4 separate regions of the Homo sapiens genome follow, and regions 1, 2 and 3 are each linked to region 4. The links are chromatin loops, found by intact Hi-C in ENCODE. Cell type or tissue: psoas muscle. All regions are shown on one strand. Each heading gives the region's core, and the rest is flanking DNA. Links, peaks and the distances in the headings are about the cores only.

Region 1 (7,825 bases), core at 1,601-6,600, 480 kb before region 4:
TTAATGTAGTTTAATAGAGCTTAATTTCTTAATAGTGTCTTATGTAGTTTGTGTCACATATAGGCCCTGTCCACTTTACGATTATTTTAAGTGATGGGTCTCTTTCAAATTTCTGCACATCCTTTGTGTTCGGATCTCACTTCCTACTTTAATGGAAAAATAGAAGCTATTAAGACTTTCAACTTGCTCCTTTCCTTTTATTTGGAAAGGCATCCTGTTTCCTAAGTTGGTATTGATTTGTTATCTAATTCTCAGTGCCCTTATTATATTTCAGTGATGTTGCCACATTGATTCTTCAACTTCTCCCTCGGTTCTAACTTCACATTAGCCATTTAGGTTCTTGTCTCTTATGTTTGCTTATTTGTTTGTTTTAAAGAACCAGTTCTAGGTGTAGAAAAACAGACACTCATACGTTCATGGTGGAAGTGCAATCTTGGTGCAGTCAATTTGGAGGGCAGTTTGAGAGTTAATATCTCTCAAACCTAAAAATGTATGTAGTCTTTGACCAAATTATTTCACTTTTTAGAAATGTACCCTATTGATATACCAAACATATATGAAAAGTATATACAAAGATATAAGTTACTGCAGTGTTTGTGATAGAAGAAGACTGGTAACTATCTTTGTTATATTTTTCAGTAGTTATGTATCCATCTATGTTTCCATGCCTTTAATGCAGCCATTAAAATTCACACCATTCTGGGGACTATTTTTTGCCATTTTTCTTTTCATTTTTAGAGACAGGATCTCTCACTGTTGCCCAGGCTGGCTCATCGCAGCCTCAAACTACTGGGCTCAAGCAATCCTCCCACTTCAGCCTCTCTGGTAGCTAGGATTACAGGTGCATTCTGCCATGCCTTGCTAATTATTTTTTTTTTTTAGAGATAAGGTCTTGCTTTGTTGCCCAAGCTGGTCTCAAAATCCTGGCTTCAAGTGATTTTCCCACCTCAGCCTCCCAAAGTGTGGGACTACAGGCATGAGCCACCTCGCCTGGCCACTAATTGATTTTCTTTTAGAATTTTGAAGGAGTACACTGTTATCCAGTTTTGCTCTTGTTGCTCTCTTTTTCCTTTTCCTCTGCTCTTTTTTTTTTTTTTTTTTTTGAGACGGAGTCTCGCTCCGTCGCCCAGGCTGGAGTGCAGTGACGTGATCTCGGCTCACTGCAAGCTCCGCCTCCCGGGTTCACGCCATTCTTCTGCCTCAGCCTCCCTAGCAGCTGGGACTACAGGCGCACTCCGCCACGCTTGGCTTATTTTTTGTATTTTTTTTTAGTAGAGGCAGGGTTTCACCGTGTTAGCCAGGATGGTCTCGATCTCCTGACCTTGTGATCCGCCCGCCTTGGCCTCCCAAACTGCTGGGATTACAGGCATGAGCCACCGCGCCTGGCCCCTTTTCCTCTGTTCTTTATGACTTTCTGTCCTGATCTGCCAGTTTAAAAAAAATAGTTTTTCAGGCCGGGCGCGGTGGCTCACGCCTGTAATCCCAGCTCTTTGGGAGGCCAAGACGGGCGGATCACGAGGTCAGGACATCGAGACCATCCTGGCTAACACGGTGAAACCCCGTCTCTACTAAAAATACAAAAAAATTAGCCGGGCGTGGTGGCAGTTGCCTATAGTCCCAGCTACTCCGGAGGCTGAGGCAGGAGAATGGCGTGAACTCGGGAGGCGGAACTTGCAGTGAGCCGAGATCGCGCCACTGCACTCCAGCCTGGGAGACAGAGCGAGACTCCGTCTCAAAAAAAAAAAAAAAAAATTTCTCCCCTTTGTCGTTTTATCTACTGTTTATAAAATTGTTTTTAACTTCCTCTTCCAATTCTTCTGTTGAAATTTTAAATTCCATTATTTTTAATTTCTAAGAACTGCTTTTACCCATTTGAGTTTTTTAAAAATTATGAATTGTTGAATTTTATCAAATGCTTTTTCTATATCTATTGAGATCATATGATATTTTCTCCTTTAATCCATTATGGTGGTAATTCTACAAAGTAGTATTTTAAATGTTTAATCACTCTTGAATACTTTGGATAAGCTTATATGATCATGCTTTTTTTACATTGCTGTGTTAGTTTGCTATTTTGTTCATGAGCTCATATTTTGTATATATATCTGTGTCCATGATTGAAATCAGTATATAATTTTCCTTTGTTGTACTGCCCTTGTCTGGTTTTGGAATCAAGGTTATGCTGGTTTGATCAAAAGTTGGCTGGGGCTGCAAATTATACTGACAAAAGACAAATTAACAAGAGAAAAACAAAGTTTTTCTTTTCTTTTCTTCAAAGTTTATGCATGGCACATACATAAGGAGAGCTCAGTGATGAGTAACTCAAAGAGGTAGTTAGAACTTGGGGTTACATAGCATCTTAGCAAAGAATAGAAATTTTTTAGAGAAGTGACAAGACAAAGGAAAAGGACATTGAGCTTCTAGGGGTAGCAAGTGTGGGAACACAAATATATGGAGAAACTAGGTAGATAAAGGCTAGTTAGCAAGGTTTGTTTGTGTTGACTCTCAGTGCCATCCTTTCTCCAGTGATGAGGCTTTTTATCTCCTTCCTGGTAAGGGAAGTGGTTGGGGGACACTTTCACAAGGGTAGAGGAAAGGTGGATGTGGGGAGGGAGGCTGAGAACTTCTGTGTCTGCTTTTTCTCAACTGCCTTCAGTGTGAAATAGTTCTTATGCCAGGGTAGCATACTCTGAACCCCTTCGTTAGAATTAACTAAAAGCATAGCATATAATTCTTTGGTACCACTTACCAGAGAAAGAAAGGGAAAGTATAGGAATGAAGAGATCTGGCGGCGGCAGTGGCTGGCAGGGTGGTGATGGAGGTGGGAGGCAGATGAAGATGGAATGGAGGACTGAGTATGTGTAAGTCATTGATAGCAGTAAAAGTGACTATTGTCCCCAAAGCTTTCTTGTCGAATGCCTGTGAATTTCGAGGGTGGGAATAACACACTCATGGTTATCATATGAAACCTATTTGTGGCAAGATAGTAGAAATAAAACAAACTGTGTAATCTGTCCACGATCTTGAGAATTTACCAACACTTGGGAAAAAATAGCAAGTGCTTAAAGAGAAGAATATCAGTGTAAAGGAGCATGGACTACAAGTCTGTTAAGTGGTACAGGCAGTAATTACAACCATTAAACCACTCAGAAGAATGGTTTATCTCCAGGGTTATAAAGGTAAAGCTTTATGTGGGAACCAGCATGTACTTTGGCATTAAGAGAAGGGAAGGAGAACAGAAAGTAAATAGAAAGAGTTTAATAAGAAGGAGACAGAGCAGGCATTTTAAACTGAGGAAATTATATGCAAAAGTACAGGGGTGGAGTTGGGAAGGGACACCAGTGTTGAAGTATTCCTGTTACTTGTTGGTATCATCATTCACCCTATCAGCTGGTAGGAGAGCACCAGAAACCCAAGTCTTCTTAGACTCCTCCTCCCCATTAACTCAAAGGTAATATCCAGAAGAAACAAAGAACATTTGTGGAAGGAGAGTAAGAGTCATGACTCAGTTTTGATCCTAAGTGACCAGAATAATAGATTTTAAAAATATATGGGTAGGGAGGTAGTTTGAAGGAGACAATAATGAAGAGAGAGACCCTTTCCTTTAAAATAGGAATAAAGAAGCAAAAGGTAGGTGAATATACCAAGAACTTCCAATTAAAAGATGAGGGAACTTGTAGTAATCTCCCTTCTGTGTGTTAGAGAATGCGGCTATGTAGCTTTGTACCTTGAGGGACTTAACAAGGGTTAATTATAATCAACTGTTGAAACACACTGTTCTAAACGCAGTATTATTCACTTGCCACCTATTTTGGGAGTTCATGTATAAGCATATAAAATTACCATTAGACTGTTTCAAAGTGGTAGACCTTATTTTAAAGTAAGAGCATTTATTTTACATGTTTAAAATAAGGGATATGTAAATCTTTCCTTTCTCCCTACTCACCTCTGTTCACCACAGGCAGTCATTGTTGACATCATCTTGTGCTTCATTCTAGAAAAATTTGGCATATATGTATATAATATTACACGTTATGTGTTACAAGTATATATTAACATACATATCTTGATAATGTATTTATACTATGTATCTTGAAACAATTTCATTTACATCTTTTAATTATGTGAAATCTTTTCTCTTTTCCTTTGGCCTCTGGCCCCATTTCCTTTATATAGGGAAGTATACTATGGGGATATAAATTCCAAATACCTGTTTTGTTTGTCTATCCAATTTTCTATTTCATTGCATTCACATTGGATTAAAGTTGCTTAAAATAGCAAAACATTTTCCTTTTTTATTTAAAATTTTTTGTCTTAAAAAGCATGAGGAGAAGGCATGGAAATATTAGTCACATTTCTTGGTATTCAATATTCCTGTGAGTAGTGTTTATTAAAAGCTCATCTTTCTTGCTTGGCATATCCGTACAGTTTCCTCCCACTAGAGGGCACTAGGATATTGTTTGTTTTTAGTGGTCTGTTTATGATGAACTTAGCATTAATTTTCATATGTTTTCTTATTTGTCCTGCATTATAATAGGAATTAAATTGTCATGCTGATGTCACTTTGTTAGCGATATATGGACAATTAAGGCACCTTCCCTGCTATCAATTATGACTTCGAAGACTATTTTGTGCTTAATACTTAAGAAGAAAGGGAGAGGGGGAGCTTAGAGCAATGGGAAGTTCCAGAAATAGACCTCTACCTATAGAATGAACTGGATTTTGAAAAAGAAGCCAAGATAATTCTGTGGGGAAAAATTTTTCTTTCCAACAAATGGTGCTGGAACAACTAAATACTGTTTGGGGGCAAAGTGAACTTTGTTTCTGATCTCATTCCAAGTATAGAAGTTAACTCAAAATGGATCATAGACTATAGAAAAAAACAAAGGAGAAAATCTTCATGACCTTGGGGTAGGCAAAACTTTCTTTGCACACAAAAAATACTCTAAAAGAAAATGTTTTGATAGAGTTCTCCAAAATTAGAAACTTCTATTCAAAAGACACAGGTAAGTAAATAAAAAGGCAAGCACAGACTGGGAGAAAATATTCACAATACATATACAGAAAAATGACTGGTATTTAGAATTCATATAAAGGAATCTAAAACTCAGTAATAAGATAATCTAGTTTCTTAAATGGAGGAATGATTTGAACAGACATAGCACAGTACATACTATATGAATGCTAATAAGCATATAAGATACTCAACACCACGAGAGAAGTGCAAATTAAAACCACAGTGAGATACTGCACACCTGCTAGAATGGCTAAAATTAAAAAGAGTGACAATAGCTACTACTGATGAGGGTGTGGGACAGTTGTAATGATCATGCATTGCTGGTGTGAAACAGTTTATTATAAATTTAATATATTCTTACCAGGTGACCCAGCAATTTCACCCTTACCTATGCATTTACCCAAGAAAATGAAGCCCATTGTTCACATGAAGACCTATACACAAGTGTCCATGACAGTTTGATTCATAATGGCCCCAAAGTGGAAACAACACCACATGTCCATCAATAAATGAATGGATAAATAAAGTATGGTACACCCATGTAATGTGCTATTCAGCAGTAAAAAAGAATGAACTACTCATATAACAGTATGGATGAATCTCAAAAACATTAAATGAAAGAAGCTAGATATAAAAGAGTATTTTATGATTCCATATGATTTGTATGACGTTCCATAAAAGGCAAATCTATCTATAGTAACAGAACAGATCAGTGGTTGCCTCGGGTTGTGATAGTAGTGAGATGAGTCAGCAACAAAAGAGAAAATAAACTGAAGTAACCAAAAATTATAAGTGTTATGAAGGAAACAAAGCAGGTGGCAGTATGTATAAAGGCCCTAAGTTGGAAAAGAAGACTGTTGATGGAGTATAGTGAACAAAGGAGTGAGTGGTGGGAGAGCTAAATAAGCTACCAGGTCATGCGGAAAGAGTCCTTAAAAGGGGCAGGAAGCGGGGAGGAAAAAAAAGAGTTCTTACTAACTTGACAGGGAACAGACTGTAGCTCAAATAGAAATCCTTCCTTCAGCTGGGCATGGTGGCTCACACCTGTAATCCCAGCACTTTGGGAGGCCGAGGCGGGTGGATCACCTGAGGTCAGGAGTTCGAGACTATCCTGGCTAACATGGTGAAACCCCATCTCTACTAAAAATACGAAAATTAGCCAGGCATGGTGACAGGTGCCTGTAATCCCAGCTACTCGGGAGGTTGAGGCAGGAAAATCACTTGAACCCAGGAGGCAGAGGTTACAGTGAGCCGAGATCATGCCACTGCACTCCAGCCTGGGCCACAGAAAAAAGAAAAGAAAAATTCTGCCTTCAGTGGGAGAGGGTAAGAAGGAAGCTGTGCATATGAGGTTTGCCTGGTGATTGGAAAGGGAGAGAGTTTACATCAGACATTTTTCTGTTTTCTTACATTTATTTTCTTTTTTATATATAAAGTAAGTCTGCCACCTGAAGGTGAAGAAGTTGAGGGGACAAACATACAGTATTCTTTTTGGGAGAGGATAGGGGAGTATGTGCCTACTAAAGAAACTTTGTAAGATGACTGAAGAACTATCGATGCTCATTAGATGTTTAGGAAGGTGATTTTAATATGAAACCTGTCAGCTTAGTCACACATGGTTTTTCTCTTGCAACATGTAACTGCTTGGGCCCAAACATGGAATTAATTAGTATATGTCATCAGAATTTAGGTTTTGCCTGGCAAAAATAATGAAGAGAGTGAAGGTGTTGTTGTGGTTGGCTTGCTTTAGTCTAGACCGTTGATGACTGAGTGAAGGTGTTTCTAGAGTCACATTATCAAGATGGACAGGAAATCTAGGCTAGAAAAGAAGGAAAATGAAACTGGGAAAGAGTTCATGAATAGGAAGACAATGATAGGATCATTGGCTGGAGAACACAGAATTATATACTGGGGCCATTTCTGCAAATGAAGTGGTAGGATAGGATGAAGTGATCTCAGAGTGACTTCCAGGTTTCCGAAATAGAGGCTCAATTATTGACATAGGTAATCCTAGAGGAGGAAGAGCAGGTTTGGGGGGGTAAGATGATGAGTTCAGTTTTGGACAGGCTGTGTTTGAGGAACCTGTGGGATGTATAAGTGGAGATGTCCAATGAGCAATTAAGTATATAGATCTGAGAGATCTGGGCTGTCTAAGTAGAGATTTAGCAGTTATCAGCATATAGATGATAACTGAAACATGGTAACAGAAAAGATTATCAGAGAGGATTTGTGGGATAAGAGAAGGTAAGGGTGTGTAATTTCCTTTTTCTACAACCAGAGTGGTTGTGGTGGTGGTTGGTATTTGGTTTTGTTCCTTTTCCTTCAGTATTGTGTCTCCTTTTTCAAATAAATCCTAGGAAATACAACATGGAATGATGGTAAGAGCAGAGTTAAAGTCCTGTCTTTGCTGTTTCCTACTATGTGCCTTGAGTAGTTAAACTTCTCAGAGCCTCAGTTTTTTCAACTGTTAAAAACAGTGGTATCAAAAGAATGAGAAGACAAACCACAGACGGAGAGAAAATATTTGCATAAGACCTATATGATAAAGGACTGTTATCCAAACTATGAAAAGAGCTCTTAATAATAAGGACACAAACAACCTGATTAAAAAGTGGGCAAAAGACATGGATAGAAAACTCACCAAAGAAGATATATAGATGTCAAATAAGCATCTAAAAAGATGCTCAACATCATATGTCATTAGGGAAGTGCAAATTAAAATCATTTGAAATACCACTACTCATCTATTAAAATGCCAAAATTCAGAACACTGATAACACCAAGTTATCAACACCTAATGAGGATGTG
Region 2 (7,825 bases), core at 1,153-6,152, 160 kb before region 4:
TCTCTCTCAAGTTCAAAGTTCCACAAATCTCTAGGGCAGGGGCAAAATGCCACCAGTCTCTTTGCCGAAGCATAACAAGAGTCACCTTTGCTCCAGTTCCCAACAAGTTTCTTATTTCCACCTGAGACCACATCAACCTGGACTTTATTGTCCATATCACTATCAGCATTTTGGGCAAAGCCATTCATCAAGTCTCTTGGAAGTTCCAAACTTTCCTACATTTTCCCGTCTTCTTTTGAGCCCTCCAAACTGTTCCAACCCCAGCCTATTACCCAGTTCCAAAGTCACTTCCACATTTTTAGGTATCTTTTCAGCAGCACCCCACTCCTGGTACCAATTTACTATATTAGTCCATTTTCATGCTGCTGATAAGGACATACTCAAGACTGGGAAGAAAAGAGGTTTCGGTGGACTTACAGATCTATGTGGCTGGGGAGGCCTCACAACCATGGCAGAAGGCAAGGAGGAGCAAGTCATGTCTTACATGGATAACAGCAGTCAAAGAGTGAGAGAGCTTGTGCAGTGGAATTCCTCTTTTTTTAAACCCCCAGACCTAATGAGACTTATTCACTATCACAAGAACAGCACCGGAAAGACCTGCCCGCATGATTCAGTTACCTCCCACTAGGTTCCTCCCACAACATGTGGGAGTTATGAGAGTACAATTCAAGATGAGATTTGGGTGGGGACACAGCCAAACCATATCAGCTGTGTTTAAGGTGCCTTTTTTATGTTCTCTTTTCTTTGTTTTTTCTTTATTTATTAAGGTGCTTCTAAATCTGTTCATTGACTTATTAATTTTGGTAATTGTTAATAGTTTAACCAAAACTACTAACCAAGTGTTTTTTTTCCTCCAGTTTTAGAATTTCTAGTGTGTGTGTGTGTGTGTGTGTGTGTGTGTGTGTGTGTGTTTCCTCCGAGATTTGCACTGAACGGTTTCCAATAGTGGAAAAAAATTTCTTTTAAACAAATAATTTTATAATTTACCTGGTAATTCTCTCTCAAGTTTCTGTTACATGTTGTTAATGTCATTTCTTGTTCACGTTGGCTCTTTTCTTGGTGTACTATTATATTTCAATGAATACTGGATGCTGTGTTTGGAAAATTATTTCTAGAAATAATTTGGGGTCTAGTATAATGTTATCTTCCTCTAGAGAGGATTTTTGTTTGCTTCTGCGAGATGCCCGAGGGCACTAGCAATCCTGGATCATCTTAATCCAATTTAAGGTTTATTTATTTATTTATTTATTTATTTTAGTATTTATTGATCATTCTTGGGTGTTTCTCAGAGAGGGGGATGTGGCAGGGTCATAGGATAATAGTGGAGAGAAGGTCAGCAGATAAACACGAGAACAAAGGTCTCTGGTTTTCCTAGGCAGAGGTCCCTGCGGCCTTCGGCCCTGTTTGTGTCCCTGGGTACTTGAGATTAGGGAGTGGTGATGACTCTTAACGAGCATGCTGTCTTCAAGCATCTGTTTAACAAAGCACATCTTGCACCGCCCTTAATCCATTTAACCCTGAGTGGACACAGCACATGTTTCAGAGAGCATGGGGTTGGGGGTAAGTTAAAGATTAACAGCATCCCAAGGCAGAAGAATTTTTCTTAGTACAGAACAAAATGGAGTCTCCTATGTCTACTTCTTTCTACACAGACACAGTACAAATCTGACCTCTCTTCCTTTTCCCCACATTTCCCCCTTTTCTTTTCGACAAAACCGCCATCGTCATCATGGCCCGCTCTCGATGGTCGCTGTCTCTTCGGAGCTGTTGGGTACACTTCCCAGACGGGGCGGCCGAGCAGAGGCGCTCCCCACTTCCCAGACGGGGTGGCCGGGCAGAGGCGCACCTCACTTCCCAGACGGGGTGGTGGCCGGACAGAGGCGCTCCTCACCTCCCAGACGGGGTGGCGGCCGGGCAGAGGCGCTCCTCACATCCCAGACAATGGGCGGCCGAGCAGAGGTGCTCCTCACCTCCCAGACGGGGCGGCCGGGCAGAGGCGCTCCCCACCTCCCAGACGGGGTGGCCGGGCAGAGGGCTGCTCACATCCCAGACGATGGGCGGCCAGGCAGAGACGCTCCTCACTTCCTAGACGGGGTGGCGGCTGGGCAGAGGCGCTCCTCACTTCCCAGACGGGGCGGGCGGGCAGAGGGGCTCCTCACATCCCAGACGATGGGCGGCCAGGCAGAGACGCTGCTCACTTCCTAGACGGGGTGGCGGGCGGGCAGAGGCTGTAATCTTAGCACTTTGGGAGGCCAAGGCAGGCAGCTGGGAGGTGGAGGTTGTAGCGAGCCAAGATCACGCCACTGTACTCCAGCCTGGGCAACATTGAGCATTGAGTGAGCGAGACTCCGTCTGCAATCCCAGCACCTCGGGAGGCCGAGGTGGGCAGATCACCCGAGGCCAGGAGCTGGAGACCAGTCCGGTCAACACGGCGAAACCCCGTCTCCACCAAAAATACGAAAACCAGTCAGGAGTGGCGGCGTGTGCCTGGAATCCCAGGCACTCGCCAGGCCGAGGCAGGAGAATCACCGGAGCCCAGGGCAGGGAGGTTGCAGGGAGCGGAGATCTTGGCAGTACAGTCCAGGCTCCCCAAGAGAGGGAGACAGTGGAGACGGGAAAGGGGGAGGGGGAGGGGGAAAGGGAGGGAGAGGGTAGGGGAGAGGGAGAGGGAGAGGGATCCAATTTAAGGTTTTAAAATTTTCTGGGCTACTAAATGACTTAAAGCTGGGCTACATTTTATATCTTTCACTTTCCTGTTTACATTGAACATTTAGCACCATGGTGAAAAGACTTCATATAAACCATGCCTGAATGGGTATGGTATTAGATATTGATCTTAGAAGGTATTTAGAAAAGCTAGACAAGAAATTAATGATGAGGAGTGGCCAAAATACTACATGTTTTGAATATATGCTGTATTTAAGAAGAGGAAGACAGATTCAATGAACAACAACTTTATTACTGTCAGTTACTGTCCACTGTGTATTTCCGGAGTGGTGAATTTAAAAATAAGTCTTAGGGGCAAAACACTTGAAATGTTTGTAAAATATATTTTGTGAAATGCTTATGTGTCCCAGCAGAGGGCATCTTGACATAATGAATCCAGGTCCACTGCTTTTCTATGAAGGAAGATGGTTTTAAGACATGGCTTTGCTGTATTACTGTACTGCTTTGTGATAGTGTTAAGACCAGGCAAAGACTTTAATTTGACCCCTTTGTGTGGCACATGTGGAAAGTGAGACACAGCTGGTAGAAATGACTTCCATTTGATCATTTAATATTCAATTATTGAGGAATTATAATGTATAGTACATATATGTAACCTATGTAGATACTATGCACAAGGCAGGCAAGAGTTTGCTTCTTAGGAGTGCGAAAGGCTTATTGGGGGGAGAAAAGAGTTTGTTTCTGAAGGAGCTTTCATCCAGTGGTGGGGGAGAGCTACCAATAATAAAGTAAAATAATTTGAGAAAGCATTGGATGCTCTGAATAAAATAATGCGGGAAGGTAATGGAGAGAGAAGGACAGCAGATTGCTGCTAGTTTGGGTGGTCTGGGAAGGCTTCTCTGAGGAGGAAGGTTGTGACTGACAGGCAGTTAGGTGTCAGCAAAGGGAAGTGCATTTCAGACTGAGAAACACTGAAAGCAAGGACTTGCAGATGGGAAATGGGAAGGAGGCCAGTGTGGTTGGAGCCTTGTGAGGCAGGCATGAGTCAGACCACCCAGGGCCTAGGGGCTGTGTGTGGTAAGGAATTTCGAGAGGCAGCAGAGCACAGGGCTTACCTGCCCAGGCTCTGGAATCAGGCTTCCTGGGTTGGAATCCCAACTCCACTTAACCAGCGTGGGGATTTTTCTGAGGAGCTGGTCTGTAGCATTCATCATATCTGAAAGGTGACCCAGAAAAGGTAAATGACCATTCACTATATTGTGTTGCCTGTCAGAAACACTTCTAATTCTCTGCAGCACAGACAGCCCCTGATTATTGTTGATTTTCAAGAAAAAAAAGTTTATTTGTAGTGCAACTAAACGAAATCTTCAAGTAATAAAAACAATATCTCAAGTTGGTTGACCTCTTTTAGTATCAATCACCAGTATGTTGTTTGTTGTTGTTGTTGTTGTTGGTTTTTTTTGAGACAGGGTTTCACTCTGTTGTCCAGACTGGAGTGCAGTGGTACAATCATGGCTTACTGCAGCCTCAACCTCCTTGGGCTCAGATGATCCTCCCACCTCATCCTCGTGGACAGGTGCACGCCACCATGCCCAGCTAATTTTTTAAATTTTTGCAGACATGCCGTTTTGCCATGTTGCCCAGGGCTGGTCTTGAACTCCGGGGCTCAAGTGATCCTCCTGCCTTGGCCTCCCAGAGTGTTGGGATTACAGGCGTGAGCCACTGGGCCTAGCCCTAGAGGACTTCTTTTTAAACAAAATTGGATTTATTATTTCATTTTCTTTGAAATGATAAAGGATAGGTTAATAAAGAAGTGGAGAAAGATTCACGTGGTCTATAGACGTAATTAATATCTTGAGAGTGATAGTTTTGGTAAATTGTGCAGCAAGTAGAAAATACTTGAATATTTGAATCATATGGAGAAGTATCAAGATTGACATAACAAATGCATGTGCACCCACTGCCCAGCTTTGTCAGTTATTACTGCTTTCACATGTTTGCATCAAATGTTTTTTAAGAAATAAAAAGTACAGATATGGTTGAAATTCTCAGTGGAACTCTTTCTAATCCTGCTCCCTTCCCTCCCTCCCTCCACTGGGGTAACCAGTATTCTAGATTTGGTCTTTGTCATTCTCTTGCATTTGTCTATATTTGCTATTATGTGTCTGTATGATTAAACAATATTTAGCATTGTTTTGCATGTGTTAAATTTTATATTAATGGTATCACTCTGATACTATGTTTCTGTAATATGTTTATCTCGTTCAACATTTTTCTGAGATTCACCCATGTTGATAATGTGGCTGTTTTTAACTGTTATATGGTATTCCATTCATTATCTGAGTATTTCTTTTTCTGTTGTTGTTTTTTGAGATGGAGTTTCACTCTGTTGCCCTGGCTGGAGTGCAGTGGCACGATCTCTGCTCACTGCAACCTCTGCCTCCTGGGTTCAAGCAATTCTCCTGCCTCAGCCTCCTGAGTAGCTGGGACTAGAGGCACACACCACCATACCTGGCTAATTTTTGTATTTTTAGTAGAGATGGGGTTTACCATGTTGGCCAGGCTGGTCTCGAACTCCTGACCTCAAGTGATCTGCCTACCCCAGCCTCCCAAAGTGTTGGGATTACAGGCGAGAGCCACCGCATCCAGCCTGAATATTTCACATATTGGTAGATAATCAGGTTGTTTGTAATTTTTTCTGTTTTGACAATGTAGCACAGTAATACATTTTACATTGTGACCCAGAATAAATGAGTACACATATAGCCAAAACTACAATTTTTAATGAAATAATACTTAACCCCTACTGCAAATTGTATACTCTGTGATATGTTCTAGTCTGTTCTATTTTATTAGAAAAAAATACACTCATGAGTCACTGAAAGGTCATACTAGCTGTAGCTTGAAAAGTACTACTGGAAGATATACCCAGGAGGGGAATTGGAGGGCCAAAGATGTCCATTTTCAACTTTACTAGATATTGCTAAATGTCTTTCCAAATCCTGTTCATTTACATCCCCACAAGCAGTATGCTGTAGCGCCTGTTACTTCTCATTCTCACCATCGGTGTTACCAGTCTTTTTCATTTTTGCAGATCTGGTAGGTATAAAATGGCATCTCAGTGTTGGTTTAATTTGTGTTTTTGAGCTAGAGGTTCCAGCGAGTGCAGTAAGACAAAGTAGAGCACCATTTTGGATCTTTATTGACGTCTCAATTTTCTTTCTTTGCCTATTTCCTGTTTATACCTTTGCCCATTTCCCAACTCAGTTTTTTGGTCTTTTTTATGTCAATTTATAAAAATTATTGATCTATATTTTGTATTCCTTTCCCAATAATATGTATTGTAATTATTTTCTCCCAGTTTGTTGCCCACCCCCATTTATTTATTTTTTTGTTCATGAAGGTTTTTATTTATATTATTGTGAAATTTATTAATCTTTTACCTTATAGTTTATCCTTTCGGGATCTTGTTTAAGGAATTCTTCTTAACTCTGACTTTATAAAATATTCTATAGTAGTTTATTGTAGAAGTTATAATTTTTTTAATTTTCAATTTTAAAGGTATTTATTTATTTATTTATTTATTTATTTATTTATTTATTTATTAGAGATAGGATCTTACTCTGTCACCCAGGCTGGAGTGCAGTGATGCAATCATAGTTCTCTGCAGCCTCAAACTCTTAGTCTCAAGTGATCCTCCTGCCTCAGCCTCCCAAGTAGCTGGGACCTCAGGTGTGCAGCACCATGCCTGGTTTTAAATTTTTTTGTAGATACGGAGTCTTGCTATGGTGCCCAGGCTAGTCTTGAACTCCTGGCCTCAAGCAGTCCTCCTGCCTTGTCCTTCCAAAGTGCTGGATTACAAGCTTTCTTTTGTTTTTCATTGTTTTATTGAGGTTATTGTTTTACATTTAGGCCTTTAATCCACCTGTAATTTATTTTTGTATGTAAGGATCTAATTTCATTATTTTTCCATATGGATAACCAGCATCATATATTTAATAGCCCATACTTTTTTTTATCTTTCTGACACAGGAGGATGTTTATGAAATCTGCAATTCAGTTGCTTTGATTTGTCTATCCCTGAGTCAGTTCCACACTAGTTTAATGACTATAGTTATGCTCTTATTTATTTATCTCATCTCATCCTTCTAATCAGTGGAGATATAACCTTAATGAGTATAGCCTTGTAATTACTAATATGTGGTAGGATGAATGCCTTCAAATTCTTAAAATCTTATGAATTGTTTTGGCTATTTTTGGCCATTTGCACTTCTATTTAAATACTGGGATCAGTTTATCAAATTCCACAAAATCCCATGTTGAGAGTTTTATTTGAACTGTATTAAATTTATAAATCAATCAAATCAAGCAGCTTTATGCACAGTAGCCTAAAACTGGAAATAGTCCAAGTATCCATCAGATAGAAGAATAGGTAAACAAACTGGTTTATCCAAACAATGGAATATTACTTGGCAACAAAAAGGAAAAAACAACTGGTTCATGTGGCAGCATGGATGAATCTAGAAACATTATTCTAAGTGAAGTTTTAAGTGAAAGAGTATTACTATATGATTTACTACTTACTATATGATTCCATTTATTTAAAGCTCTAGAATAGGCAAAACTCTAATGTATGGTGAAAAAAAGAAGAATTCTAGGTATTGCTGAGAAGTAAGGATGGGAATTGACTGAGAAGGGACATGAAAGGACTTTCTGGAGTGATGTTATAGGTCTTGAGTTTCCTCTCCTTTCCCCTCCCCTCCCCTCCTGTCTCCTCTCCTTTTTTGAGACGGAGTCTTGCTCCTTCACCCAGGCCAGAGTGCAGTGGAGTGATCTCGGTTCACTGCAACCTCCACCTCCCAGATTCAAGCGATTTTCCTGCCTCAGTCTCCTGAGTAGCTGGGACTACAGAGGTGCACCACCATGCCCAGCTAATTTTGTATTTTTAGTAGAGATGGGGTTTCACCATATTGGCCAGGCTGGTCTCAAACTCCTGACCTTAGGTGATCCTCCCACCTCAGCCTCCCAAAGTGCTGAGATTACAGGTGTGAGCCACTGCGCCTGGCCAGATCTTGAGTTTTATGAGTATATACATTTTTAAAATGTATTGAATGTATACTTGGATTTGTATACTTCACTATATGCAAATTTTACCTCA
Region 3 (7,825 bases), core at 1,032-6,031, 85 kb before region 4:
GCCTCAGGACTTGAAGCAGGCAGCCCCTAAGCAACTGTTTTTTGTGTGAGCTGTGAGTCCCAGGATACAAGCCTCTCATCTTCAAGGTCCCCAAAGAGCAGCACAGCTGGTAGCTGTGGATTTTTAGGCTGCCCTCCTGTAAGGTAAATGGTCTTTTCCACCCACTCCCTTGTTGATAGAGTGCCTTGAGAGAAAATGAAGACACTAGAGTGCTGGTCTCAGACTGCGCTGAGGCATCGCCTGTTCTGTAAGAAAAAGCAAATGAAGATTCATGTGTATTACAACTGTTTCTCCTTTGGAATCACAGGCCTTTTTTAAATAGAGGGGGAGGAGGGGATAGTCCTAGACCTGAAAAGATTCCTTCTTGTAATATAAGGAGAGCTGTGAGCTGTGGATCAAAATGAAGAGGAGTGAGGGGAGTATGCAGCGTTGCCTGTGGCTCCAGCTGAGCTGGGAGCCGGCGGCTTTTCCTGGGAACTGTATGTGGTGCAGCACCTTGGGACAGCAGTGTCTCTTAGTGTCTTCCACACGCCCCCCTGGGAAATAGGCTTTCTTTGCAGACAGGGACTTTCCCATTTAAGTCAGCTAACTTTTCTCTAAGATGAATCGTTTTCATTCTGGGAAGCATGTTGGTAGATGTCATACCAGGAAAATAACCATTTCAGTCGGCTGTAATTTTGCCTTTTGGCTATACACATTGAGCATAATTATTTAGGGTCTTCATCTTTTTCCTTTCATTGTCCATTCTTTCATTTTGTTTTTTTACTACTGCTACAACCACCACCACTGCCACCATCATCTTCTTGCAAATGGCTAAGCAGTGTCTGCATTATTCTACCTTCACCCAGTAAACTGAGTAGAATAGATCTTCTGAGCCCTGTTCAGAAGCAGCTAAAACCGGGACTTGCCCAGGATCTGTCAGCTCTTAAATAGTAAGACTGGAAATCATACCAGATCTCCAGTACTCTTTCTACTGCCCAATGAAACTCCCTTCTTCCCCTTCACTCCCTCTTGCCAGCTTAGCCTACCTAGGAAGTAAAGAAGGCATAATACAAATGAAAATCATGGCCTTTATTATTCATCTGGTTATGCTAGTACTTGGTGTGGTGACTCCTTTGCAGGATTATTTTAAAGAATGGTGGCAGCTATGTTTTACTCACTTTAGAAGTCAAAGACTCACGGTAAATCTTAGCAGAGGCAAATAAAAACATGATACCAAAACCTAACATCTAAATCTGTACTGTCCAGTATGATAGCTGTTAGCTACATGTGGCTATTTGAATTTAAATGCAAGTTGATTAAAATGAAATAAAATGTAAAAGGTAGTTATTAGTCACAATCATATTTCAAGTGCTGAATAGCCACATACGCCCTGAGATACTGAATTTTTAATTTAATTATAATTTATTCACATTTAAATGTAAACAGGCACATGTACCTAGTAGCCACTTTAATGGACTGTGTAGATACAGAACATGTCTATCACTGAAGACAGTTCTATTGGGTGGTGCTGATCTAAGGGCTATATCAATAACACTGTGGTCTCCTGGCAAGTTGTACCCTCTCTGTACAGGGGAGGACAACACAAATACTTCATGAGCTTTGTCTTCCAGTGACCTTCTCAGCTCATAAACAGCATGGCTTTGCTTTTAAAAAAAAAAAAAAAATCTACCCATGTGACTGCAGTAATCCGCAGCCAGTAAACAGCAGGGTGGGAGGGTTGCGAGGAGAACTGATCTATTTTTATGCACTGCAGAGTCCAAGCAGGAAAACCTGAGACCGGAGACAGTGGTGACATCAAGACTCACTTCCTAGTGAGTTTATTCATGACTCAGGCCATGTGCATATTTCCACTTGGATTCCTCACAAGTGCAAGTTTCTCTTCTAGGCTACAGGTATCTGCAGCCAGGTGCTGTAATGGATTTATAGTAGCCCGCCAAAAGATCAAATATCTGAAGCCTGACGGGTCACAAAGCTGACAGGAGCCATGACTATTGCATGAATTCCAGATTTCACAGTGAAACAGAGCTGCTGCTGAAAAATGGGAGCACAGAGCTGTTCACTGGGGCTCTTGATTCTAGACACTCAAAGAGGGGTACAGTTCTCTGCCCCATGTGTGTTTCTCACCCAACCTTTTCATGGTGTTGAGGAGGGGAAGGGACAGCTCAGTGGTGATTCTTCACTTCTCAAACGTGTCCTCCTCCTCTGTCTTCATAATGACCTCCTGAAGTCCAAAGTGCCTTCCAAAATAGCTCTTGGAAAGAGGTGGCAGTTTCCTGACTCCCCAATCTCCCCCATCCTGGGAGATGTGTTGATGGCACTAATTTGCGGGGTAGCAGAGACTATAGTCCTACTCTCTTTACTGGCTGGGGCATTGGAGGCATGCAGTAACTGTTGACTACCACTGCTACAACTGCTGTTATGATTATTACCATTATAATGATTAATCACTCACACCGAATGGGAAGGGAAGTAACCTTCAGAGGTTCACTCTTAGTACTTCTGGCACATATGCTTAGGGCCAGGGCCAGTGAGTCTTCATTCGCAGAGAGGTGGTAGTGAATCTCCCACAAGGATCCCTACTTCGGGAAGCCTGTGTTCCTGGTGGAAGTCCCATCATATCCCTCAGGCATACTGAGATTCTCTTCTCTAGAATTACCAGGCCTTTTCTGTCACTCCTCAGGCATACCCCCCGTAGCTGGAGGGATTTCCAGTTGCCAGGGTTCTTTGGTGCTTTTCTTTGCCTCCTGCAGAGATGCTGAGCTGTGGACACCTTCAGAAAGACCAGCACTGCCTCATGAGAGTATCTCCTGTCCCTCTTTGCGGGTTTAGGTTCCTTGTGTAGTCTGCACATCCAGAGGGGATGTGTCATTCTCTCTCTACCATTATAACCTGGGGTGGCCTCGGGCATTCATCGTTTATATGCCAGGAATTGCTAACCTAAGCTCTGCTATTTGAAGGCTTAAAGACTGCAGATCAAAAGTAGACACAGAGGGCCTTTACAATGAGATGATAGGCCAGTAGCTGTCATTCTTTATTCTTAGTGCTCATCTAAGCCATGACCATGTCCTTCAGATGTAGCTTTTAGATACTTTTCATGTGAAAGACTGGATACCTCTAGTCGACATGTCAGGGCCCCAAAGGAATCAAGTCCCTTTGGCATACCTTCATGTCCTCTTTTTTTTGTTTTTCTGTACTTCAATAGATGCAAATTCATTTACTCTTTGGTCTGCCTGTGTTGGGTATTCTCAGCTTGGGGAAACTCAATGAGCCAGCACACCATCCTATGAACAGAACACCAATCTGAGCCAGGGACATTCCGAGCAGACAACTCAGGTCAGGGCTTCCGGACAGATTCCCAAGGTCCCTGCCATCTGGCAGATGGACACCACTGACTGTGGTCTCCTCTCCATCCACGGTGTCCTCAAGGCCAAGTTACATGCTTCTTTGTCTCATTCTCCTTCCCTTTAGGTCCGCAGATCTTTCGGAGTCTTTGTATGTAAAGGCAGATTTTGGTCTTAGATTATTCCAGCTCCTTATAAACCAAGACTGAATCTTGTGCCTGTCATTGTGAGCGCTATTCTGTAAAGGGATTTTTTTTTCTGGCATACCAAATCCAGAGCCATAATTGGACAAGTTTAATTGGAGTCATTTCTATTCAATACATGGATGGCAAAGTGGGTTTTAATTGAGCATGTAAAAAGGGCATTAATCACTGTTCACACAGGAATCACAATATTAGAACAGGAAAAATTCTTATAAAGTTTTTCAGGTTCTTGGGTAAAGGGGACTTTCCTCTTTTTATTTATGCTTCCATTAGGATTTTGAAGGAATGCCAGTGCACTGTTATTAACTCTAATAGCTTGTCCCTCGCAGCCAGGATGGTTTGGGGCCCTCTGGCTCTCAGGTTACCTGTGTAAATACAGGGATTCACTTGCCAGCACCCAGCTCTGACATTTGCTTAATAAAGAGCAAATGTGCAGAACCCAACAGCAGCAGCAGCCTGGCAGAAGCAGTAATCTGAACAGGATAAACATGCTTCCTCTTTGTGCGATGCTCTTTCTCCATCCTTCTGCCAAGAGCAGGATATCAAATGAAGGGGAGGTTGTGGTTGGAGTCAGTGAAGTGAATGTCTAAGTGGCACCTGCTTCATTCAACAGATCTGCTTTCCTGGGGCCTCCCAGTGCACATCTGCTCCTGACAAAGCCTCTTTTCTCCTCCTATTGGTCAGACTGAGAGCAAAGGCCTGGCAAGGAGACATACTGGTTTTGCTTTGTCAGCACAATTGCCTGTGACATTATAATTACACCAAATCTTCATTATTAGAAAGGCCCCAATTTAGAGATTTTCAGAGCCTAAATGGGATTTTCTAAGTGAAATTGATTAAAAAAAAAAAAAAAAACAAAAAACTTTGCCATCATAAAGCCTAGCAATTGCATCTGAGAATCATTGAAGGGGTCTAAATATGGAAACCGAGACACTGCTGTGAGTGAGACTACAAAGACCATGCTATCAGATTGGCTCGCTAGAGAGGCGTCCAGCAGTCTTCCGACTCTGCCCAGCCCATCCTCTCCTTATTCCCGTAGCACTGTAACATGCAGATACCTACACTGCATTGCTCTCACATGCTGATAGTTTCTCATGCAGAGGCCTGGTGGGGGAGGGGCTGGAGGGTGTTAAAATAAGTTGATGAGGTATGGCAGTAAAGGAAAGAACCTGTGACTTAAATAAGGGAAATACCAGAAATCTATATTTTAGGTGAATACAAAGCATCCAATTTAGATTGAGTTTCCATTTAAACAAAGGCAACTCTTAAGAGTGTTGCACAGTGTGAGTGTATGTGTCTGTCTGTCGGAGGCACGTTTATGATATGGAGTTGGCACACTGGAAGCTCTGGAAAGGTTTTAGAGCTGTGCTCTGGCTATTTAAACTTAATTAAAACAGAATAAAATTTAAAAATCAGTTCCTCAGTCACGCTGGCCACATTTCAAGCACTCTGTAGCCACTGTGTCGGACAGCACTCAAACAGAACGTGCCCATCATCACAGGAAGCTCCAGTGGACCACACTGTTTGAGGTTGGTCTGAACCTCTTGAAATGCCTCGGCTGCTTAAGGAAGCCTGGGAGTTTCTATTGCAGGCTTGTTGGAAGGAAAAAATGAAATTTGCCTCAATGTTTCTGGAACAACTCCTTCCAGCCATGTTACCTAGACTGTGTTCTTTTTCACCTTTTTGTATTTTTTTCTCCAAGGATTTCATGTCCTTTGCCTACTCCTACCCCTTGTTTAAAAAAAAAAAAAAACCTGAATTATAACAATGAAAAGGAAATTTAATTTTAGGAATGTCCACTTTCAGCTGACCTTCTCCTTGGCCTTCTCCTAATTAAACTTTCACAGCCCTGCTGTTGGACCAGACAGTCCTTTTCTCATTAAATGGAGCACCTTAGTAAAACAAGAGGGCATGTGAACACTCGGGCCAAGAGTGTGTAAACAAGTTGTGCATTGTGTGGACAATGCTGCTGGGTGTGGAACGCTGGGCTGCCAACACTTTCCATTTTCAGCAACTCTTGGGACCAAGGACAGGGCCTTTAATCTTGCTTCTTCCATTTGTCTGTGTCTAGTAGCTACTACACAGTTGCTTTGACTCCTGGAGAAAGCCCACGTAAAATAACAATACTACTTCAAATTTAGACAGTGTCTTTTTTTCTCAAGAACTTAAATCATGTAAGCATGATGTTATTTATCCTCATAGTGGTCCTAAGATACAGAAGTGGCCTGTTGGTTTTACAAATGTGAATATAGTCAACTCTTACTTGTTACCTACAGATTATCTGTCACGCAGATTACTCGTGACACATTTTAAATCCTTGGGCAATTTCTCTGAGCGAGCCAGTGTAAGCCTGGACCATCTCCTCTGCCCCCCGACCCAGCTGCTGGGTACTTAGGGAATACAAATTAGTTTTCATATTAGCTTAAAGAAGACATAATTAGGAAGGTAAGTCTGCTACAAGAAAATCACATCACAAATTCCAACGGCGAGGGGGAAATATGAGGGAAATGACCTCCTCTCCCTTCAACTGAACTAAGATCTGGTGGTCTAAGTGCACATTAGCACTTGGTGCTGGCATGCTTGCCGAAGGCTTTCCTCACGGGTGGAAGGAGCGAGGCTGTGCACCCTGCACCAGATGTGCATGGGAGGCTGCAAGCGCCGCAGCGGGGCTGGTGGCCCATCTTGCCCGGTGCTTTTTTTTTTTTTTTTTTTTAACAGTTCTGTGTTATTGTCAGGCCTCTTTATGGCAGATCGTGCAGGTCGCAAGTGGATCCTGACTGACAAAGCCACAGGTGGGTTCATCTTTGGGGAAAGAAGGAAGCAGCTGGAGGATAGAGTCACTGTGAGGCTGTCATTCCAGGCGCTGCTTCCTGCTTGGATGGTGGGATTCCTCTACTGTGCAGTCCCCCTCACTCGGTCACCTGATAGTTTTAGTAACCATTGATTCCATTGATTATCTGATTTTTCTAGTGTTAAATGTTTCCTTTTCATTTATTAGCTGGAATTCTTTTTTAAGAGACAGGGTCTTACTACATTACCCAGGCTGGAGTGCAGTGGCTATTCCCAGACTACAGGTTCGAACTGCTGGCCTCAAGTGATCCTCCCACCTCTAGTTGGGATTCTTTTATAAAGAACTTGTCCCCATTAACAATTTGGCTATGCTAAGTACAGTTCAGATAGGAAAAGCAGGAGAAAAACTTGATGAAGATGAACTTTATTGGGATAGAGTTCTTTCCATCTTACTCTAAAGCCCCATTACTGTCTATTTCCACTTACTGATCTGCTTTTTTCAGGTGTCTCACTGCCTAGAGCAAATTTAATTCTGCCCTTTATGTGCTCTTAAAAAGTTTTAGTTTTTTTGTGGTTTTTTTCCTAAATGGTGCTCTACAGATTATGCTGAGTGAGGGGATGAAAAGTCACGAGTACATCTTTGGAAGCTTCCTTGCCTCAGCGTATCCCTGCTCAGATAGAAGAGGCAGGGACTGGATGACAGGCACATGGGGGTTCATTGTACTCCTCCCTCTCCTGGTGCCTATTTGACATTTTCCATCATAAAAAGTTTGAAGAAAAAAAAAAGTTTGAAAGTAATAATAACAGAAAAATAAATAAATCTCCCTTCCTAACTCTGAGTAACTCCTGAGTGGGCCTGCTGTTCATTTCTGCACCTGACTGTTGCAGGCTCCTGGTGACTTTCTTCTTCTGAGGTTTGTCATCTGGGCTCCACTTTCCATTTTAAAATATTGGTGCACTCTGCATATTGCCATGATCTATCCTCTGGGACACAGACTTCAACCTGAGTGTTGTTCCCACCCTTCTTCCTAGTGATTTCTTCTGGGAATTTACTGGGTACCCCTTGCCTTGCTCTGTACAGTCAGATCAGATGTCCTCCAGAGCAGGGGTCCCCAGTCCCTGGCACGGCAGGAGGTGGGTGGCAGGTGAGCAAGCATCACCGCCCGAGCTCCACCTACTGTCAGATCATCAGCGGCATCAGATTCTCATAGGAGCACGAACCTATTGTGAACTGATGATCTAAGGTGGAATAGTTTCATCCCCAAACCATCCCCCTCAACCCCCCCCCCATCCATGGAAATACTGTCTTCCATGAAACTAGTCCCTGCTGCCAAAAATGCTCGGGACCGCTGCTCCAGAGCACGTGCATATTCCACAAGCTTCAGCAGAACGCTTTCTCTCCTGCCATTTTCAGTTTAAAGCCTTCTTGGCAGGGTCAACAGGCCTTGCAGTTAGCTTGTTCATCCCCACGTTGGGAGCTCAATTTTC
Region 4 (7,825 bases), core at 913-5,912:
TGGTGAAACCCTTCTCTACTAAACCATTCTCTACTAAAAATACAAAAAAAAAAAAAAAAAAATAGCTGGGTAGGGTGGTACGCACCTGTACTCCCAGCTACTCGGGAGGCTGAGGCAGAAGAATCGCTTGAACCCAGGAGGCAGAGGTTGCAGTGAGCCAAGATTGTGCCATTGCACTCCAGCCTGGGCAACAGAGTGAGACTTCATCTCAAAAACCAACAAACAAAAAAACAGACTAAAGAAATTTTTATTATGAAAAATGTATAACCTATTTAAAACAGAGAATGGTATAAAGAATGCCACATAGCCGTCATTCAGCTTTAACACATGGCTAACCTTGTTTCTTCTATTACATTCCCACCCCATTATTGGATTATTCTGAAACAAATCTGGACATATAATTTCATCCATAAATTCAGTAAGTATTTCCAACAGGTGATTTTTGAACATATACACTAGTAAATATATACATATGCACAATATCATATAAAACACAATACCTTTATCACAAAACACAATACCTTTCTCACCTATAGAAAAATAATCACCAGGTGTGGCGGCTCACGCCTGTAATCCTAACACTTTGGGAGGCCAAGGCAGGAGGATGGCTTGAGCTCAGGAGTTTGAGACCAGTCTGGGCAACAGGGTGAGACCTCACATCTAAAAAAACCCCAAATAATTACCTGGGCATGGTGGCGTGCGCCTGTGGTCCCAGTTACTTGGGAGGCTGAGGTGGGAGGATCACTTGAGCCACGGAGATTGAGGCTGCAGTGAGCTATGGTTGTGCCACTGCACTCCAGCCTGGGCAATGGAGTGAGATCCTTTCTAAAAAAAAAAAAATCATAATTTATTCATATCATAACATACTACTTATTGTTTAAATTTCCCCAATTGTCTCACAATTTTTTAAAGAGCTGACTTGTTCTAATAAGTTCCAAAAATGCAAGGTCCACGTTACACTAGAACCCCAATTTTATTCAAGGGGGCAATGTGCCCAGGTGAAGAAGTATATTTCCCAACTTCCCCTAAGCAGGGTGTGGGCCTGTGGCTCAGTTTTGCCCATGAGGTTTAAGTGGAAGCGTGGAGGAGGCTTCCAAGACTCCTTAAAAGGAACTGTCAGGCCGTGTGTGGTGGCTCACGCCTGTAATCCCAGCACTTTTGGAGGCCGAGGTGGGTGGATCACTTGAGATCAGGAGTTCAAGATCAGCCTGGCCAACATGGTGAAACCCTGTCTCTACTAAACATACAAAAATTAGCTGAGTGTGGTGGTGGGCGCCTGTAATCCCAGCTACTCTGGAGGCTGAGGCTGGAGAATCGCTTGAACCTGGGAGGTGGAGGTTGCAGTGAGCCAAGATCGCACCACTGCACTCCAGCTTGGATGACAGATGAGACCCTGTCTCAAAAAAAAAAAAAAAAAAAAAAAAAAAAAAAAGGAGCTGTCGGCTGAGAGATGAGCACCTTTTCTCTGGAGCTCCAGCCACTGTATTGAACCATGAGGTGGCCTTCCAAATGGAAGTCAAAGCTAGAATGACAGACAGAAAGAATAGGAAACGAATTTCCCATTCTATTCTTATTTCCAGTCTTTATTATAGAATCATTTAAGATTAGGTTTAGTTGTAATAAGTAGAAAATTAAAAAATTTATAGCAGTGCCTTAAATATGCTACAAATTATTATTATTATTTTTTGAGACAGGGTCACGTTCTGCAGCCCAGACTGGAGTGTAATGTCACAATCTTGGCTCACTGCAGCCTTAACCTCCTGGGCTCAAGTGGCTCTCACACCTTAGCCTCTCTTGTGGTTGGGACCACAGACGTGTGCCATCACGCTGGGCTGATTTTTACATTTTTTGTAGAGACGGGTCTCCCTATGTTGCTCAAGCTGGTCTGGAACTCCTGGGCTCAAGTGATCCTCCTGCCTCGGCCTCCTAAAGTGTTGGGATTACAGGCGTGAGCCACTGTGCCCGGCCTATTTTTCTATCTCACATAAAACTAGTTAAGAGATAAGCAGTATGGGGAAAATACAGTGGTTCCAAAAAACCACAGACTATTAGGTATCTATTGCTGCATAATGGATTACACCCAAAACTTAGAACCTTAAAGCAGCAAACCCGCATTCCCATCTATTTCCCAGTTTCCAAGGGTCAGGAGCCCGGGAAGCTGCTCTCAGGCTGCTGCGGCTCAGGATCGCTGATGAGGCCTGCCGCAGCCATTCTCAGCTGCACCGGGTCCGGGCATCCACAGCCGGCTCACGCGCTGGTGGTCGCCAAGCCTCAGCTCTTGCTGGCTGTTGGTTCAGGGCTTCGGTTCCCAGCCAGGTGGGGCTCTCCAAAGGAGAGGGCAGCTCAAAACAACCCGCTGGCTTCCCCCAGAGCAAGTGATAGGAGACAGGAAGAGGGAGCTAGAGAGAGCCCTGAAGGTGGACGTCGCAGTCTTCACTCAATCAATCTCCGCAGGGAACGCCCTGCAGGCCCAGGTATCCTTCCGGTCCCTTCCTCCTGCCCCTGTGCTCCAGATCCCCCAGGCTCCAGCCCTGCAGCCCGAGCCCCACCCACTATCCTCGCCTCCCGCCCTGCCGCTCGGCCCTCCCGCTTCAGGTCTCTGTCTCTCCCTTTCTCCCTTCCCCTCTCTCTGTATCCTTTACTTTGTGCCTCTGATGCCTGACCTGGCCCCAAGCCAGCACCCCACCATCCCACCCTCTTCCCACCCTGCCCCCCGGCCACGTGCCCCCGGGCCAGCCAGAACGCTGACCCCTCCCCCTGAGTCCACTCCCCGCTCCCCGCTCCCCGCACAGCCCGGGCCACGCCCTACCCGGGTGCCCTCCCTTTACCCAGCTCCTTCCCATCCAGCCGGGTCCTGATCCAGCCCCCTGCTCCAGGATGCCCCCTCCTAGCGGTGTGTGAGGCTTTCATGACCCTTCTTCCTCCTTTCCCGACAGATCAGCGGGGGAGGTGGGCTGAGCCGCCCCTCTCGTCGTCACCCCTGCCTTGGCCGCCCAGCCGTGCTGGGAGAGTTTGGTGGCCGTGGCTGGCACTGCGGCAGTGCCCATGTCAGCTCTGGCGCCTCTACCGAACTCCCTGTTTTGGGGGCTCTTTCCCTACCAGGGTCACGTCGATGAGGAATCTACGTCCCTCCCAGCCCGGTTCCCACCTCTCAGGTGGGGCAGATGCCAGAGGCCTCCCGGGTCCACGCCCGCGGGCCACTTGGACCGCCCTGCCCCGGCCAACCCCGCCCCACCCAGACTCCCGCCCGCGAGCGGGTGCCGAAGCACGAAGCACGTACGCCCCCTGGTGGCCGTGGCGGGGACTGCCGCGCGGACTCCGCAGCCCCGCCCCACCCCGCCCGCCCAGCCCAATCCCACCCGCTCCGCCCTGCTCGCCCCTGCCTGCTCACCTACTGGGCTGCGCTGTCCACGCCTGGAGCCCGGGCAGCTTCAGTTCCGCGGAGGACAGGTGTAACCCACAGAGTGATTCCTTTACCGGGGCCTGCTAGGCTCCGGCCCACGAGGCAGGACTGGCGGCGTTCTCACGTCCTGGAAGTCAAGGCCCCAAGGGGACCGAGGCGCTGCCCAGGCTCCCCTGACTGCCAGCTCCGGCCTGGCCACCCAGTCCGCCCCCAGGGACCGGACTGGGTGCGCCGTCCACCCTTCCAGTACCTGGAACATTCTCCGCGGATTGGGAGGTTCTGGGTTCTGCCCTAGATTCCCAAGCAAAGTTGCTCCTTTGCTCTTGTCACTTGCCAGCTTCGTGGTTTTTGTTTTTTGTTTTTGAGACGGAGTCTCGCTTTGTCGCCCAGCCTGGAGTGCTGTGGCGCAATCTCGGCTCACTGCAACCTCTACCTCCCCAGGTTCAGGCGATTCTCCTGACTCAGCCTAGCTGGGATTACAGATGTGTGCAACCATGCCCGCATAATTTTTGTATTTTTAGTAGAGACGAGGTTTCACCATGTTGGCCAGGCTGGTCTCGAACTCCTGACCTCAAGTGATCCACCTGTCTCGGCCTCCCGAAGTGCTGGGATTATAGGCGTGAGCCACCGCGCCAGGCCTGCTTCTCTAAAGATCCCTGCAGCACGGAGAGGCTGCTAGGGCCCGTGCTTCTGAATAGGTAGCCAGCTGTGGCTATTGATTATCACATTTTTCGTGGTATATAATTTTAATTAATTTTTAATTTTAAAACAAGTGTAAATTGTTCTGCAAAACAACTTTGTTTTGTAGGACTATGCGGCACTTTAAATATTGAAAGTGTAGCGTCCAAATTGAGATGTGCTTTGTGAAATACCCCCTGGATTTCAGAGTTAGCACAAAAATAACGAATCGAAACTATCTCATTCCTTTACTGTGAATTACATGCTGAAATTTTTGTTTGTTTTTTGAAACAGAGTCTCACTCTATTGCCCAGGCTGGAGTGCAGTGGCGTCATCTCGGCTCACTGCAATTTCTGCCTCCCAGGTTCAACTGGTTCTCCTGCCTCAGCCCCCTAAGTAGCTGAAATTACAGGTGCCTGCCACCATGCCCGGCTAATTTTTGTATTTTTAGTAGAGTCGGGGTTTCACCATGTTGGCCAGGATGATCTCTATCTCCTGACCTCAGGTGATCCACCCGCCTCAGCCTCCCAAAGTGCTGGGATTCAGGAGTGAGCCACGGCGCCCGGCCTCACACTGAAGTATTTTTGATATATTGAGTTAAATGAAACATTTAACCTTTTTTAAAAAACGTGGCTACTAGAATGTTTTTAATGATAAATGTAGATCACATTCTATTTCTATATTTCTGCACTAGGAAGTGGGTTTGAGTTAAATCTAGTTTTATTTTCTGACCGTACTGCAGGTACCGGAGGTTGGGGAAACCATTGTCAGTGGAAATGGGGATGTGTATGGGGAAAGGTCCTGATCCTCAGAGACCACGCCCATAGAGTGAGCCCTGGGCAGGAGGTCAGCCAGGGAGCATCTCATAGGGCCCAGGCAGCATGAGGTTCACACAGACATAGGTACCCACAGCCCCAGCGGGCATTGGGGGCAGGCACTGAGCTTGGCACAGCATGATTCTTGGAAAGAACACGTATGGATGGCCTGAAGACCCAGGTTCTAGCATGGTTATGCCACTGTGTGACTAAGCCACTTGGCACAGCACAAGCAGTTAATGTCCTGTTCTACTCACCGAAGGGCTCACTGCAGTGAGCGAGACTCGCGAGGGGAAGCCCTCTTCAGCCCTGCCCATGGTGGTCCTCTCTGGAGGAGGGCATGTTTCTGGAATCCTGATTTGTTACCAGCACATAATTTTCAAGTTGGCAGAAATGCATCGTTTAGCTGGGTGCGGTGGCTCATGAGAGCATTCTTATTTTTGTGCTAACTCTGAAATCCAGGGGGCATTTCACAAAGCACATCTCAATTTGGACGCTACATTTTCAACATTTAAAGTGACACGTAGTCCTACAAAACAAAGTTGTTTTGCAGAACAATTTACACTCGTTTTAAAATTTAATCCCAGTACTTTGGGAGGCCAAGGTGGGCAGATCGCTTGAGCCTAGAAGTTCAAGACCAGCCATGGGCAACATGGCAAAACCCATCTGTATAAAAAATACAAACATTAGCCGGACGTGGTGGCTTGTGACTGTAGTCCCAGCTACTCAAGAGGCTGAGGTGGGAGGATCAGTTGAGACCGCAGTGAGCCATGATTATGCCACTGCACTGCAGCCTGGGCAACAGAGTGGGATCCCGTTTCAAAAAAGAAAAAGAAAAAGAAAAAAAGAAGTGCATCTTTAAAAGCCTTGTCCTATGCGCGTGAACACATGAGTGGTGCGTAGCAGGCCCTGATGCGCTGCTTACAGAATTGAGGAAAGCAGAGGCAAGGCTGCCCACAAGGAGGCCGCAGCTTCTTCAAGGAGCCTCTTGCCGCGTGCTGGCTGGCCTTGGTGGCCAGGACCCCAGGAGAGGAAGCTGAGGGAGGCCTGAATGCCAGCCGCACCTGGCATCCGGCACCCCCTTCTAGGTTCATTGCCAAGTACCGGCAGCCAGAAGGGTGTAGTTTTCTCTTAGGGAGTCCAAGTCCGTTGTTGCCACCTCTGACCCCTCGACACCAGGTCCTGGGAGCCAAGTCTTGAGCCCCAAAGAGCTCTGAGGAGCCCAGGTCCACAGAAGTGCCCTTTTTTTGAAAATAAACACCCTTCACTACATAGGTACACACACGCGCGCGTGCAGACACACATGCACACACACACATACACACAGCCAGAGGGAAATGCTCCTATCTTTTATCTTCTAACATTAAATCCCTGGTCAGGATAACTATTCAGTCCCAAGACGTTGGGGGGTGCACACACAGTACACCCTGAGGCCCGAGAGAGCAGGCTTGGGCCCAAGTTGCACTGTCCGGGACTCAGGGGGGATGAGCCCCTGAGATGCTACTTACAAATAGGGCTGCTCAGCCTGCCAGGGGGCTGCAAGGCCTCTGCAGCTCCAGGGATTGTGGGAGTCAGAAAAATCCTTTGTCTTGGTTCTGGGTGGGAAGCGGGACACCCCCAGATCCAGTGTCACAGCCACTCATTCCCAGGAGGACAGAGCAGTCTTCAGAGCCAGCAAGAAAGCTGTGGGGCTCAGAGCCCACTAGCTTTCTTTTCCAGGACAACGTGCCTCAGAAACCCCGGTCCCCTTCCCAGGAAAGGAACAATGACTCAGGCAGGTAGTGACAAGCCACCTGCCACTTGGGAAACAGCTAGACTGAGGCTGAGAGGTTGAGTGGTGCTGGGTGAGATTACTGGGGTTGGTGGAGGGGGGAGGTCGGGGGACCCAAGTGCCGGCGACTGCACTGAGACTTCTCCTGGGAGGGGTTTAAAAGCAGCTGCCTTATTGAGATCAATGGAATGACTGCTCACGTGACCCATGTACCTCTTAAGTCCCCTTCAGGCTGGAAAGTGCTCTACACCCCCAATGCTCTGAGTCTAAAAACTCTAAACCTGTGTTGAAACGCTGGTGTTTCGTGGTTAATATACAGCATCCTCTCTCAGTTACTCTATCCTATGACGGGGCACTGTTTCGCAGCCTGGGTGGAGTTGAGTCACAAGGTGGCAGAGTCAGAACCTACTAGTCTAGGGATGTCAGTTTACAGCTCAGTACCCAAGGTCCATGAAAGCCCAGTGAGGAGCCTGAAGTTGCACAGCTAAAGGAAGGGCTGGGACTCGAACTCATGGCTCTGTGGTTCAGTCCTTTGGCTAAAGGGTCCATGAACGCCACCCACAAAGAATGTATTGAATGTTTTGCTTCTGGGCTCTGGAGGCATCCAGGGTAGCTGGGGGGTTCCCTGCCAGTGAGGAGGGAGCAGGCACTGGCACACCATTCCTCAGTAGCCCGACCTCATTCAATCTGGCAGGTAGGTATGAAGCCGGGTCAACCGGCGCGAATGCATCAGCATGTAGGGAAGGAGAAAAAGGAGTTTAGGGGAATAAGGAGAAAACAGTGGAAAAGAGCTGGAATGAGAACACGCGAACAAAGCAACACTATTTCCTTTGTCTTAAGGTCCTGCTAACAAAACCGTCTCCATTAGACTGAGCGGCATCGCCATCTGGTGGTAACTAAAGGCAAACGCTTTAGAAAGGAATCGAAACGGTCTAATCCAGCGATTAGCATTTTACCATGCAAAACCCACCGTTCCTCATCTCCCAGGAGGCTTAGCACTTGGCAGAGGACCACCTGTTTAGGCAGATCAGTCCCAGCAGGAAGCTGCACTGTCCTTGAACTCCAGGCCACGGAGTATCCTCACTCAGCGTGAGTTGACAGGGCTTAGAAGGTTTAGGCATGGGGGTAGATAGGGACCTTCGGGCTTTCCACGGCTCT

What was found. Peaks named below come from ENCODE experiments on the same cell type or tissue, not always from the same donor. Only the 100,000 strongest peaks of a DNase experiment are listed, where the experiment ranks them.
Region 1: a loop joins it to region 4, with 2.6 times the contacts of the local background. A loop is called at or near these places in 14 of 110 quality-filtered maps.
Region 2: it touches region 4 in a loop (7-fold over the local background); 84 of 110 quality-filtered maps call a loop at or near these places.
Region 3: it touches region 4 in a loop (2.5-fold over the local background); 7 of 110 quality-filtered maps call a loop at or near these places.

The regions. Positions count from the first base shown.
Region 1 is chr7:129,338,834-129,346,658 of GRCh38, forward strand. All of the region lies in intron 1 of AHCYL2 (adenosylhomocysteinase like 2), which reads left to right. LOC105375500 (a long non-coding RNA gene) reads left to right here and starts at 1,944. Exons shown (of 2, transcript XR_927962.3): 1 at 1,944-7,825. RefSeq lists an enhancer at 908-1,472. In psoas muscle, for the core only: a CTCF peak has its summit at 4,425 (motif pointing right); no DNase peak of the experiment used is centred there; H3K27ac peaks cover 950 bases.
Region 2 is chr7:129,661,513-129,669,337 of GRCh38, forward strand. The region is part of intron 2 of NRF1 (nuclear respiratory factor 1); the gene reads left to right. Among named protein-coding and RNA genes, the nearest start is that of NRF1, 54 kb to the left of the region's middle. In psoas muscle, for the core only: a CTCF peak has its summit at 3,050 (motif pointing right); no DNase peak of the experiment used is centred there.
Region 3 is chr7:129,737,891-129,745,715 of GRCh38, forward strand. All of the region lies in intron 10 of NRF1 (nuclear respiratory factor 1), which reads left to right. Among named protein-coding and RNA genes, the nearest start is that of MIR182, 29 kb to the right of the region's middle. In psoas muscle, for the core only: no CTCF peak of the experiment used is centred there; DNase peaks (open chromatin) are centred at 1,731 and 3,351; H3K27ac peaks cover 3,679 bases.
Region 4 is chr7:129,822,635-129,830,459 of GRCh38, forward strand. No RefSeq gene overlaps it. Among named protein-coding and RNA genes, the nearest start is that of MIR183, 52 kb to the left of the region's middle. RefSeq lists silencers at 2,573-2,622, 2,693-2,772, 3,073-3,422 and an enhancer at 3,743-3,792. In psoas muscle, for the core only: a CTCF peak has its summit at 3,274 (motif pointing left); DNase peaks (open chromatin) are centred at 2,747, 3,267 and 3,787; H3K4me3 peaks cover 1,924 bases; H3K27ac peaks cover 1,430 bases.